3 separate regions of the Homo sapiens genome follow, and all the other regions are linked to region 3. A link is a contact called in ENCODE Hi-C or POLR2A ChIA-PET data. All regions are on one chromosome and are shown on one strand. Each heading gives the region's core, a stretch centred on a gene start or an enhancer-like site at or near the end of the contact. The rest is flanking DNA. Distances are from core to core; before and after follow the strand shown. Region 1 has its middle 21 kb from the start of PPM1F-AS1. Region 2 overlaps YPEL1 (yippee like 1). Region 3 overlaps MAPK1 (mitogen-activated protein kinase 1).

What was found. Hi-C counts contacts between places; a loop is a spot of excess contacts on that map. ChIA-PET counts read pairs that join two places held with the same protein, here RNA polymerase II (POLR2A). Pooled maps may share reads with other maps.
Region 1: a loop to region 3 is called in a map of cardiac septum, with 2.1 times the contacts of the local background. The contact joins two enhancer-like sites. A Hi-C loop is called at or near these places in 2 of 168 maps with a recorded cell type or tissue (astrocyte of the cerebellum and cardiac septum), 2 of 37 single-sample maps with no recorded cell type and 2 of 50 pooled maps. POLR2A ChIA-PET finds 5 or more read pairs at or near these places in 4 of 52 experiments (HEK293, PC-9, WTC11 and 1 more).
Region 2: a loop to region 3 is called in a map of heart left ventricle, with 3 times the contacts of the local background. The contact joins two enhancer-like sites. A Hi-C loop is called at or near these places in 5 of 168 maps with a recorded cell type or tissue (Caki2, K562, heart left ventricle and 2 more), 1 of 37 single-sample maps with no recorded cell type and 11 of 50 pooled maps. POLR2A ChIA-PET finds 5 or more read pairs at or near these places in 3 of 52 experiments (H1, K562 and OCI-LY7).

What each region holds. Positions count from the first base shown.
Region 1 is chr22:21,915,032-21,919,414 of GRCh38, reverse strand. No RefSeq gene overlaps it. Among named protein-coding and RNA genes, the nearest start is that of PPM1F-AS1, 21 kb to the left of the region's middle. RefSeq lists an enhancer at 1,688-2,498. Within about 2 kb of position 1,579, at least 3 of the 41 ENCODE cell types and tissues checked have a DNase peak (open chromatin) inside an H3K27ac peak, as active enhancers do.
Region 2 is chr22:21,717,623-21,721,853 of GRCh38, reverse strand. The region is part of intron 1 of YPEL1 (yippee like 1); the gene reads left to right. Among named protein-coding and RNA genes, the nearest start is that of YPEL1, 16 kb to the left of the region's middle. Within about 2 kb of position 2,610, at least 4 of the 41 ENCODE cell types and tissues checked have a DNase peak (open chromatin) inside an H3K27ac peak, as active enhancers do.
Region 3 is chr22:21,795,724-21,800,147 of GRCh38, reverse strand. MAPK1 (mitogen-activated protein kinase 1) reads left to right here. Exons shown (of 9, transcript NM_002745.5): 4 at 1,020-1,136. Among named protein-coding and RNA genes, the nearest start is that of YPEL1, 62 kb to the right of the region's middle. RefSeq lists a silencer at 2,422-2,622. Within about 2 kb of position 3,052, at least 6 of the 41 ENCODE cell types and tissues checked have a DNase peak (open chromatin) inside an H3K27ac peak, as active enhancers do.

The DNA.
Region 1 (4,383 bases), core at 330-2,829, 120 kb before region 3:
CGAGTCCTGCCTTCTTCCTGACTTCTGAGCATCTTGTCCCCTTTGATGTCCAGATGTGTTTGGAAGCTGCTTTAATATTGGGGACCATCTGCAAATCTTGCGAAGCGAGCAGACAAATTCTGGAGAGAGCCCTGGTGGCCTACACCCTCCTGGTCTAGCCAGCAACCTGATTTTCCTCCCTGAGGGGCTCTGAGCCCACCCCCACCAGCAGCAGGAAGGTGACAGGAAAGGGATTAAGCCCCTGGGACCTCACATGACATTGGGGAGCCACAGGAGCATTGAGGACCCCTCATTTTATCCAGGAGCCTGATGTGCCCCAGGAGGTTCCATCCTGAGGATGGAGACCCTCTGACATGACGCTCTTGAGGCCCACCATTTATACCCTCCTGGCACCTCCTGAGGCCAGGTGTGGTGGCGCACACCTGTAATCCCAGCACTTTGGGAGGCTGAGGTGGGAGGATCTCTTGCGCTCAGGAGTTTGAGACCAGCCTGGGCAACATAGGGAGACCCCCATCTCTACAGATAATCAAAAAATTAGCCCCAGTATGATGGCACAAGCCTGTAGTCCCAGCTACTTAGGAGGCTGAGGCAGGAGGATCGCTTAAGTTTGAGGAGCTTGAGGCTGCAGTGAGCTAGGATTGCGCCACTGCACTCCATCCTGGGTGACAGAGCAAGACCTTGTCTCAAAAAAAGAACAAAGCACTGAGCCTTTCTTCTGCCCCCTGCTCCCGCCACCCCGCTCCGCCATCCTCGAAGCCTGCATGGCACTTGTCCCACATGGGAGCTCGGCTGCCGCCCAGAAGTGAATCCACTGCAGGTTCACTGCTGGTGCTCCCTGAGGGGCAGGGTTATAGGGGGTTTTTTCCTCCCCCCTTTAGGTTTTCTTCTAAATCCTAATTTTTTTTAGTACGGTGAACATGCTTTAAAAATGCTTTTATGTAATCTGTCATGGGAATTTTAAGGGAAAAAAAAGATAAAAATGCCTTAACAGAAGACCTGGAGAGATCCACCAGCAGCAGGGGTGGGCAGTGCTAAGCCCTGGGGTCCTGGTAGAGAACTAGGAATGGCAGTGGTGGCTGCACTAGGTGGGGGAGCGAGGCTGAGGGGGTGGGGAGCAGCGCTTCGGTGGTGGGCAAGCCTCACTGTTCCTGGTGGAAGGGACTGGCCCCTGATGGCTGCTTGGACAGATATCAGAAACTCACCTCAGGACCACCACACCTGATGGATTTTAGGGAACCCCCCACAAGGCCCGCCCACCTGCCTCCCTTTGCTCTAGACCTGTGGCCCCCAACCACAACCTCCAGTCCAGACCTCTGTAGCCTCACCCACCCAAGGACGGCCAGCAGCAAAATGCAGGGCCTTGGCCCGAGCGTTGCTGCTGGTCGCTTAGCAGGCTGGAGGGCTGGTTCCCCCTGAAGCCCCAGGATAGCACGCACAGGCCCAGTCCCATGTGGCTGCAGCTCCTAGCACACATGAAACTGCTCTTGGAGACGGCTTCAGAGCCTTCTCAGTGCCCTCAGGGGGTCAGTATTGAAGCAGCCAGTCGTGGGACTCTGTCGACCAGTCCTTCAGCGCATGTTGGCCAAGTGTTTGCCACGCTGCTGCAGGTGCTGGGGCAAGGGATGAGCCAGCTACCAATTCCCCACCTAAGACAAAGAGGATTCGGCTTATCACACAGGGGTCAAGTGCCCCTAGGCCGCAAAGCTGCTAAGGGGTCCAAGCCTTGGAAAGTCACCCTTCTCAGAGTCCCCAATTCTTCACTGCCTTTTGATCTTTGGTTCCTTTCTCAATCAAGAGAAAGCAAGGCAGCAGGGGCCGGGAAACTCGCCCTTGTGCTCCTGGCTGAGCTCAGGCTTCAAGGGCACACAAACATCAGAAATGCCTCCCCGCAGACACTGCCCAGCCACGGCCAAAAGTGCTGCCCTGAACTTCTCCGTAGAATGTGGGGGAGGCCCTCAGGCTTGTGGGCGCATGGGAGCAGCTGTCCTAGGGCTGCCTGAGCCCGGTGCCTTCCCCACTCCCACTTTGCCTGCAGGCCTCCTCTCTCCTGTCTGTAGCCTTGTCTGTGCATTTTCTCCTGGTCCTTCCCAAGCCACCTGAGAGAGCTCTCAGTCCCCTCCCCCGGCTCCCGGCAGTGCCTGCTGCCCAGGGCTGCAGCCTCCAACTCTCCAGGACCAGCGCCAGAAAAGCAGCTTTTTTTTTTTTTTTGAGAGAAGTCTTGTTCTGTCTCCAGGCTGGAGTGCAGTGGTGCGATCTTGGCTCACTACAACCTCCACCTCCTGGGTTCAAGCGATTCCCCTGCCTTAGCCTTCTGAGTAGCTGGGACTACGGGTGCACACCACCACGCCCAGCTAATTTTTGTGTAGAGATAGGGTTTCACCATGTTGGCCAGGATGGTCTTGATTTCTTGACCTTGTGATCCACCCGCCTCAGCCTCCCAAAGTACTGGGATTACAGGCGTGAGCAACCGCGCCTAGCCAAAAGACAGCTTTATCTGTGTCCACTGTGTCACAGAGGGGGCATCCTTAGGGAAGCAGGGGAACTAGCCCCGGATGCAAGAGCTGGGACCAGGCCCTGGGCCGCCCACCACACCTACTCAAGCATCCATGTCCTCCTCCCCACACCCCTGCTCCTCTGAAGCTCCCAGCAGGATTTCCTTCCTAAGTATCTGCTGTCTTGACTGTTCTCTGGTGAACTGGCTTATGTGTCTGAAACTCATCTTCACAGCCAGATAGTGGCTCAGTGCTCTCTGTCTGCCCCTCACTTTCACAGAGCTGATCCCGGAGAGCACCCTCTCTCAGGACCTCTGGGTGGGGGGGGGGGAGGCCCAAGGGACTGAGGGTGCACAGGCAGGCAGACGGGCTGGAGCTGCCTGGCACCTACAGGGGGTTCACCCATGGGAGCAGGCCACAGTGTGGCAAGTGGGGGTGGGGATGGAGGTGAAAGGGGTGTGAGCCAACCCCTCAGTCAGGAGGGGGCCAAACCTGGAGCTAAGTCTAGCACAGACAGCTGAGGCCAGAGTCTGCCTGGGGAAGGGGTGGGGAGCTGGGGGGTTAGGACTGGGCCTCACACCCACCAAATGGAGGCTTCAGCTGGTGGAAGGGAGCCCAAAACCAAGGTCCCCCAGGCAAGAGGTGACGTGAGGCAGAGCCAGGGAAACAGAGGCAAGAATCCTGGCTGGGAGGGCTGATGACTGGCCTGCCCCAGATTTCCCTCAGAAGGTCCCTGGATCCCAGCTGCGTTGTGGTCCTGCAGATCCCTCCTGTTCTCACCTGGTCTTGAGAACAGGTGGCTGGTCTTGGGTGGAGCCAGGCTCTGAACCAGTTGAGGACAGGACCTCAGCTGGGGGGCTCCATACACAAAGCTGTCTTGGATCTGCTTCCTGGGACTTGGACATCGGTGTTCTGGACATCTGGGCCTCCCACAGCCAAGAAGTGGGCACAAGCCCTCGAGAGCCAGCCCTGAGGATTTGTCCTACCCCCATAGAGGGTCCTGGCCAGATGTGTTAGCTCCAGGAGCAGCACAGGGAGCCATGGTGGCACCAAAGCCCCATCACAGGCAGGCCTCTCCTTGGACCACTGTCCTAGGCAGTCACTGTGGCCATAGTCAGGGGACCTCTTCCTCACTCACTGCCCAGCCCCAGGAGGCTCAAAGGCCTGCCTCTGGGGCCCACTCCCTCCCTGCCATCTCAATGCCTGATCCCAACAATGTAGCAGACTTTTCTGAACAGCTTATCATGGTCTGTTTTCTTTCAGTAAGTGAAAGATTTTTGCACCAAGAAAAGTTTGTAGGCAGACATTTAGAAAAAAATAGTGGAAGTTTCTTACACCGTATGTGTCTATAAGGACACAGATATCAAGCCCTGACAATCCTATATGAGCAGTTCATCAGGTGCTGTTTTATTTCAGTAAATGGAAGACAAAAATCTTCTTCCTTTTTTTTTTCTTTTTTTTTTTTTTTGAGAGAGAGAGTCTCGCTCTGTCACCCAGGCTGGAGTGCAGTGGCGCGGTCTCAGCTCACTGCAACCTCTGCCTCCGAGGTTCAAGCGATTCTCTCGCCTCAGCCTCCCAAGTAGCTGGGACTACAGGCGTGGAGCACCATGCCTGGCTAATTTTTTGTACTTTAGTAGAGATGGGGTTTCACCATGTTGCTTAAGCTGGTCTCAAACTCACTCCTGAGCTCAGGCAGTCTGCCCACCTCGGCCTCCAAACGTGCTGGGATTACAGGCGTGAGCCACCACGCCTGGCTTTCTTCCATTTTTAAAACACAAAGCCTTTGACATCAACACCTTGAGAATTGATGTCCAGATCAGCTCCAAAGCCTAACAGTGAAACAGACCCACCAGCCAACATCAAAACAACTTTGCCCATAATAAGAAGATCC
Region 2 (4,231 bases), core at 1,361-3,860, 78 kb after region 3:
GCATAAAGTTTCAGGTAAGGAAGATGAACGAGCCCTAGAGATCTGCTGTCCATTGTACCGAGAGTCTACAATGTTCTGTCCACTTAAAATGTGTTCAGGACAAACAGCAATTAAAGAAAAAAAAATGTTGGGCCGGGCACAGTGGCTCAGGCCTGTAATCCCAGCCCTTTGGAAGGCCAAAGCAGGTGGATCACTTGAGGTCAGGAGTTGGAGACCGGCCTAGCCAACATGGCGAAACCTCTTCTCTACTAAAAATATAAAAATTAGCCAGTCATGGTGATGTGCACCTGTAATCCAAACTACTCAGGAGGCTGAGGCAGGAGAATCGCTTGAACCCAGGAGGTGGAGGTTGCAGTGAGCCAAGATCACGCCACTGTACTCCAGCCTGAGTGACAGAACGAGACTCTGTCTCAAAAAAAAAAAAAAAAGAAAAAAAGGCTGGGCATGGTGGCTCACTGCTGTAATCTCAGCACTTTGGGAGGCTGCGGCGGGCAGATCACGAGGTCAGGAGATTTAGACCATCCTGGCTAACATGGTGAAACCTCATCTCTACTAAAAATACACACAAAAAAAATTAGCCGGGCGTGGTGGCACACGCCTGTAATCCCAGCTACTCAGGAGGCTGAGGCTTGAACCCAGGAGGCGGAGGTTGCACTGAGCTGAGATTGTGCCACTGCACTCCAGCCTGGGCAACAGTGCGAGACTCTGTCCTCCCCTCCCCCCCCCAAAAAACCCAAAATGTTGGCCAGGTACAGTGGCTCACACCTGTAATCCCAGCACTTTGGGAGGCTGAGGCAGACAGATCACTTGAGGCCAGGAGTTTGAGACCAGCCTGGCCAACATGGTGAAACACCATCTCTACTAAAAATACAAAAAAATTAGCTGGGTGTGGTGGTGTGCACCTGTAGTCCCAGCTACTCTGGTGGCTGAGGCAGGAGAATTGCTTGAACCCAGAAGGCAGGGTTTGCAGTAAGCTGAGATCACACCACTGCACTCCAGTCTGAGTGACAGAGCAAGACTCTCAAAAAAAAAAAAAAAAACAAAATCGGCCAGGCATGGTGGCTCATGCCTATAATCCCAGCACTTTGGGAAGCCGTGGTGGGTGGGAGGCCAAGGCGGGTGGATCATGTGAGGTCAGGAGTTTGAGACCAGCCTGGCCAACATGGTGAAGCCCCATCTCTACTAAAAATACAAAATTAGCTGGGCATGGTGGTGCATGCCTGTAGGCCCAGCTACTCAGGAGGCTGAGGCAGGAAAATTGCTTGAACCCAGGAGGTGGAGGCTGCAGTGAGTCGAAATCATGCCATTGCACTCCAGCCTGGGTGACAGAGTGAGACTGTCTCAAAAAATCGCAGTCAGGTGTGGTGGCTGATGCCTGTAATCCCAGCACTTTGGGAGGCTGGGGCGGTTAGATCACTTGAACCCAGGCGTTTGAGACCAGCTTGGGTAACAAAGTGAGACCCCATCTCTACAACAAAAAAATTAGCCAGGCGTGGTGGCATGGGCCTGTAGTGTCAGCTACTTGGGAGGCTGAGCTGGGAGGATTGCTTGAGCCCAGGAGGTCAAGGCTGCAGTGAGCTGTGTGACCATGCCACTGCACTCCGGCCTCGGCAACAGACTGAGACCTTGTCTCACACACAAAAAAGTGATACTGCTTTTTTTTTTTTTTTTTTTTTGATACAGAGTCTCGCTCTGTCACCCAGGCTAGAGTGCATTGGTGCTATGTCAGTTCACTGCAACCTCTGCCTCCCAGGTTCAAGTGATTCTCCTGCCTCAGCCTCCCAAGTAGCTGGGATTACAGGCACTCACCACCACGCCTGGCTAATTTTTTTTTTTTTTTTTGAGATGGAGTCTCGCTCTGTCACCCACGCTGGAGTGCAGTGGTGCGATCTTGGCTCCCTGCAACCTCCGCCCCCCAGGTTCAAACGATTCTCCCACCTCAGCCTCCTGAGTAGCTGGGATTACAGGTGCGCTGTAATTTTTGTATTTTTAGTAGAGACGGGTTTCACCATCTTGGCCAGGCTGGTCTTGAACTCCTGACCTCATGATCCACCCGCCTGGGCCTCCCAAAGTGCTGGGATTCCAGGCGTGAGCCACCGCGTCCGGCCGCCTGGCTAATTTTTGTATTTTCAATAGAGACGGGGTTTCGCCATGTTGTCCAGACTGGTCTCGAGCTCCTGACCTCAAGTGATCCTCCTGCCTCACCCTCCCAAAGTGTTGGGATTACAGGCATAAGTCACCGCCCCTGGCTGATACTACTTATTTTAAAATGATGAACAAAGTGAAGGGCAGTTTCTGTAGCTCTCTACTTGAGTCACTTGGAGCAGGGATTCTGAACGCTAGAGACCTGAATACCCAGTTTGTGAATAAGTTTCCTGTCTCTCTCTTAGCTGCTTCACTTCATATTCTTAGTATCTTTGTTAAAGGGAAGTCCAGGGAAAGAAGAGAGAAATGAAAGTTTATTAATTTAAGTCTCATTTTAGTAACAAGAAACTTAGTTGAAAATATCACAGAGATTGAACATGAGTTCAGTAAGAAGTGAAGTCAGAACGCTTCCTTCCATGAACTGGTGCAACATGCATGGATTTGAATGAGCTACTGACAAGTTGTCACATGACATCCTCGTGCACCGTGTGGGACATGTGGACAGGAGAGCAGAGGTGGAAGTGGTGCTGGGCTCCTGGAGGGTGGTGGCCGAGCTGATACCTGTCCCCATGACCTCCCCAGGGCATGTCAGCAAGTTTCATGGAAGAGATGCCAGATGGAAGAGATGGCAGGGTTCAGATTCATGAAGGGCCCAGTAGTTCAGGGCAATAGATAAGATCTAATAAAATGTACTGTGTTAACGCTAAATGTGAGGTCTTCTTGATTCTAAGAAACCCAAGAGAAAATTTCAGGATTGGCACAAGATGACTTAATAGCAGCTAGTAAGAAAAAGAGTTTAAGGTTTGGGGAAATCACCCATCAGGAATATCCAATATAGGCAGACTTTTTCAGAAATTCTTTAACATAATATTGGAGAAAGAAATGGACTTCATTTAGAAGATGGTGTGTGTGTGTGTGTGTGTGTATTTACACGTGTATACCTTTGTACAGAAATTTCCTCCACAAAATTCCTGCTAGATGAAGTCATCTCTGTTGATAAATGTGATGAACTGTTGATTTTGTTAATGAAATCGGATTCAGCTTGGTTTCTCTTCTCCTGCAGATGTGCTTGGTCCAGCAGTATTCCCCTGGGAACTGTTCTCCAGGCGCTGCAGAGCTCCTCTGTGCTGTCTGTATCCACCTGTGGTCTGTTTCCGGGCTCTCTTTCATGTCACATTGACCTGTTTTTGTATCTTATGCCAGTCTTTTTTCTTTTATTTATTTATTTATATTATTATTTTTTTTTGATGGAGCCTCGCTCTGTTGCCCAGGCTGGAGTGCAGTGGTGCGATCTCAGCTCACTGCAAGCTCCACCTCCTGAGTTCACGCCATTCTCCTGCCTCAGCCTCCCAAGTAGCTGGGACTACAGGTGCCCACCACCACGCCCCACTAATTTTTTTTGTATTTTTAGTAGAGATGGGGTTTCATTGTGTTAGCCAGGATGGTCTCCATCTCCTGACCTCATGATCCACCCGCCTTGGCCTCCCAAAGTGCTGGGATTACAGGCATGAGCCACTGCACCCAGACTCAGACTCTTTGTTGTTGTTGTTGTTGTTTTGTTTTTGTTTTTTTTTTTTTTTGAGACAGAGTCTCACTCATTACCTAGGCTAAGTCCAGTGGCACAATCTCTGCTCATTGCAGCCTCGACCCCTTGGGCTCAAGCAATCCTCCCACTTCAGCCTCCCTAGTAGCTGGGACCACAGACACGTGACGCCACACTTGGCTAATTGAAAAACACTTTTTTTGCGTAGAGACAGGGTCTCACTGTTGCACAGGCTGGTCTCAAACTCCTGGGCTCAAGCAATCCTCCTGCCTTGGCCTCCCAAAGTGCTGGGATGACAAGTGTGAGCCACTATGTCCAGCCTTTGCCCCACTTCTTGAAAGATATTTTCACTGAATGTAAAATCTGAGATATCAGTTATTATCTTTCAGAATCATAATTGTCCCTTTCTCTGCTGCCTTTTGGGCTCTTGTTTTACCTGGGAGCTTGTTCTGTTGAACAGGTCATTTTTCCTTCCTCTGGACACTTTTAAGACTTTTTTCCCCTTTATCTTTGGTGTTTTGCAGTTTCATTATTTGTCTAGCT
Region 3 (4,424 bases), core at 1,803-4,302:
GGCTATGCCTATGAAAGAAAGACTCTGATAGATACAAATGAAACACGTCTTTGGGGCATCCTTTGTTTTTGAAAATCTGAATTTACACAGCCCAAAAGGTATATTTTCTTGTACCATATCCTTATTTATTTTCCTTTGTATGGAATTATACTGAGTACTACTGCTTTTTTATTTTGTAGCCTTGGCATTGTATTGATTAGTGTCATGTAAATTTGGTTAGTCTTTGATTTTATAGTGTTGACAGACCTTAAAAAAAAATCATGGCCAGGCATGGTGGCTCACACCTGTAATCCCAACACTTTGGGAGGCTGAGGTGGTTGAATCACCTGAGGTGAGGAGTTCGAGACCAGCCTGGCCAACGTGGTGAAACCCCATCTCTACTAAAAATAGAAAATAAGCCACACCATGATATTGGAGGGCCAGATGATGAAAGGCCAGTAGATGCTTGAGACCGGAGAAAATGAGAAACTATGTATTTTTTAAAAATAAAATATTCTTAAGTATATGAAACTTTAAAAAAAAAAAGCTTTGGGAGTAGGTTTGACTACCTAGAAGAAGGAAGTGGGAAGAATCTTTGGAAATACTTATATTTATAGACTAAGTAGAAGACTAGCAGAAAGTAGAGTCTGAGAATAGAAGGCCAGTGCAGATCTTCACAGCAGTCCTGAGAGCTCCAGCAGGACAGGCTGAGAAAAGGGTACTGGTTGGTTTTGGTGACTACTCAGAACAGTTTTTGTCAATTCACCTATTGAGATTGCTTTGTGCTAAGCAGATAATGAAAGGTAGGGATGCTTCTTAAAGTGTGCTCTGTAAAGACTTCTTCAGCCTGCATCCTGGTCTCTAACATGTTGATTGCTTTTCAGGTTGTTGGGAAAATTAAATAATGATTTTCTAGAATGCCCAGAAAGTATCTGCCACTTAGTAGCATTATTATTCCTATTGCCTTTTTTATTTTTGTGATGTTTTGATATGAAAGGTTAGAATTTCTAAGAAGTTATCCTGTTTTTTTTCTCTCTTAGATCTGTGACTTTGGCCTGGCCCGTGTTGCAGATCCAGACCATGATCACACAGGGTTCCTGACAGAATATGTGGCCACACGTTGGTACAGGGCTCCAGAAATTATGTTGAATTCCAAGGTAAGGATGAAGTTTGCATAAAAAGAAATCCAGTAAGTAAGAGAACTTTCTGAATGCATTGCAGTAAGCCGTAAGTCTCCCTCTGCGTTGAGAGTTTGCCTGTCTGGCCAGAGACAAGGTGCTGTCTTTTTTGAGACAGGGTGTTACTCTGTCACCCAGGCTGGAGTGCAGTGGCACCATCACGGCTTACCAGTCTCAACCTCCTGGGCTCAAGTGACCCTCCTCACCTCAGTCTCCGGAGTTGCTGGGACTACAGAGTGCACCGCTACACCTGGCTAATTTTTTTTTTTTTTTGAGATGGAGTCTCACTCTGTTGCCCAGGCAGAGTGCAGTAGCACAATCTCAGCTCACTGCAAGCTCCGCCTCCTGGGTTCACACCATTCTCCTGCCTCGGCCTCCCAAGTAGATGGGACTACAGGCTCCCGCCACCATGCCCGGCTAATTTTTTGTATTTTTTAGTAGAGACGGGGTTTCACCGTGTTAGCCGGGATGGTCTCTATCTCCTGACCTTATGATCCGCCCACCTCAGCCTCCCAAAGTGCTGGGATTACAGGCGTGAGCCACTGTGCCTGGCCACATCTGGCTAATTTTTAAATTTTTTTTGTAAAAGTAGGGCGTCTTCCTATGTCGCATGTTGCCCAGGCTGGTCTTGAACTCCTGAGCTTAAGGGATCCACCCACCTCAGCACCCCCCACGCCCCCCGCAAAGTGCTGGGATTACAGGGATGAGCCACCACACCTGGCCCCAAGGTGCTGTCTAAATTTTGTTCGGCATTGAACTTCTGGGCCCTAGGGCTCAGCCTCTCTACCTCAGCTGATATAGTGCTGACGGTTGTAGAGTAGGAGGGGGTGTGCCTCTCCAGTCACTGTTACCATAAGTGGTCTGTGTTTCACTCCTTGGACAGCTGTCCTGAAGTCCTACCTATCGCTGTCACTGTTAGGTGCAGGCTGGGTTTGTTGTAGAGGTTATTCAGTAATGTGTATTTCTGTGAACATGGGCCAGGGCTATTCTATAAAGGTCAAATTTATCTGATAATGAAGAATGTCTCTTCGGCAGAATTATATTGTAATTTGTTGTACTTGAAGAAAACATAAATGTGGACAGAGTAGGAACTGCCGTGGATTCTTTTGAAATTACGTGATTTCCTGCTTCCAAATGAAGTGCTTTCCTCTGCATCTGTGAGTGGCTATAGAGAGTGCATCCAGGTCTCATCCACACTCTACTAGCAAGGTCTGTGTCTTGGTCATAAGAAATGGTTGAATAAGTTTACAAAAGCCCAGAAAAGTGAAGTCTGACATTTTTTGTTGGGTTTATGAGCCAGGAGGCAAAAATTGAGGGCTGCTATGGAGATTGAGATTCAGTATTTTTCTGTTATTTGCAAATAATATATGAATAAGGTGTGAAAATTGAGTAGTTAAGTAGGCCTGACATACTACCTGTATCTAGTATCTCAGGATTATAAGATTCTTAAACACAGTTCCCTCTGCTGTCATGTAAAGATACTTGAAGAAAAGCAATAAAAATAGACATTGGATCTTGTATCTAGGGCCCAGGAACCAGAAATAGTCCTGAGAGGCTTAGTGGAAATGAAAGAACAGGTCTAATTAGCTTATAGTCTTCTTTTTCTTCCTCCATCCTTTATTACTAGTACAGATAAGCTATTAGATTTTTTCATAAGGAAATGGAATTTGTTTAAAGCATTTAGTTTTTCTTGATATCCTACATTTGTTCAGTTTAGTTATAAAAGTAAAATCTCATTAACATAAATTCCATTATAAAGAAGGATTTGGTGTAACAGATGTTTCAGAGAAGAAAATGCCATGTTGATTCTCTGTAATTCTATATCACAAATAATCCCACACAACAGGTTCTTTCTCTGACTGGCCACGTGACAGCCATTCTAAACAAGGAGCATTGGCATGCCAGTGTTCAGTGCCAGTTGTAAAGGGAGCTGTTGGTGTGCCTTTGTCCTGGTGTGGCTTGGTCTTGCAGTCTCCGTTCTGACTTAGACGCCGCCACTGTCTCCACTTCTCTATTACCCTCCAGGGAGAAGTAGCCAGAGAGGGTGTTCTTCAAGATGACCAGCTTTTCCTTCTACTTGCAGGGTCACCAAAGTGAAAATTGAGTGTTCATTTTTTTCTTATTTGCGATACCTGTAGCCTGAGAATGTTACTTCTAGCAGTTGTCTTCATTTTGTTTATTTTTATTAATGTAGAAAATTATCAAACCCATAGAAAAATTGAGAGTAGAGTGAATACCCATATGCCCCTGTCCTTGGTTCTCCAGCTATTAACACCTTGTCATATTTCTTATCCCTCCTTCCCTCTCTTACTCTTTCCTTTCTCTCTCTCTTTCTTCTTCTGTCTCTTCTCTTTTGTCAGACCATGTGACACTTCACCAACATATAACACTTCACTCCTAGACCCTTTGGGGCATACTAATGCTCCTTACAAGGAAGGTGTTCTTCCCACAGCTAGAGTACCCTTACCCTTTCATAAAATGATCAGCATTAATTCCATGACATCCCATCCTCCCAAAAAAGTCTAGGTAACTCTGTTTTCAACACATGATTTAATTGTTTCATGCATTATTCTTAGTCTAGAACAGTCTTGCCCTTCCTCTCTTCTTTAAGACATTCAGTACTTTGCAATGTACAGATCAGTTGTTTCACAGAGTGGTTCACATTGTGGATTCCTCCAGTGAGTTCTTTCTGATGAGATGTAGCTTGCACGTTTCTAACACGACCACTACAGATTCCTGAAGACGGTGCAGAAGTAGCTGGGACTACAGGTGCCCGCCACCACGCCCGGCTAATTTTTTTGTATTTTTAGTAGAGACAGGGTTTTACCATGTTAGCCAGGATGGCCATCCTTGTTTCCCAGCAGCCTTCCCCCAGTGGTTCAGCACTCACTTCTGTCAGTTATCATACTGGAGGTTATAAAATGGTAATTTTCTAAATTTGTTCTTTCTTTTACTTGTATTAGCTAGAATTCTCCTATGAAGATTTTTCCCATTTACCCTTTCTCTTCCTCTGTATCCTACCTTTGTTTTTAAAACACTATTGCAGACCCAGGATTTTTTTTTTATGTGTTCTCCATTTTAATTTTCTTTCTTTTTTTTTTTTAAACTCATATTGTCCCAGTTTTGAGAAGCTAGAGCACTCTGTGTACATATTTGTAACGTTTTATAGAATTTCAGCTTTCAGAAAACTTGCGCTGTTTTAGCTTGTTTAGGAAAGAAAAAAAATTTTTTAAAGAAAAGTTGCTGGGTGTGGTGGCTCACACTTGT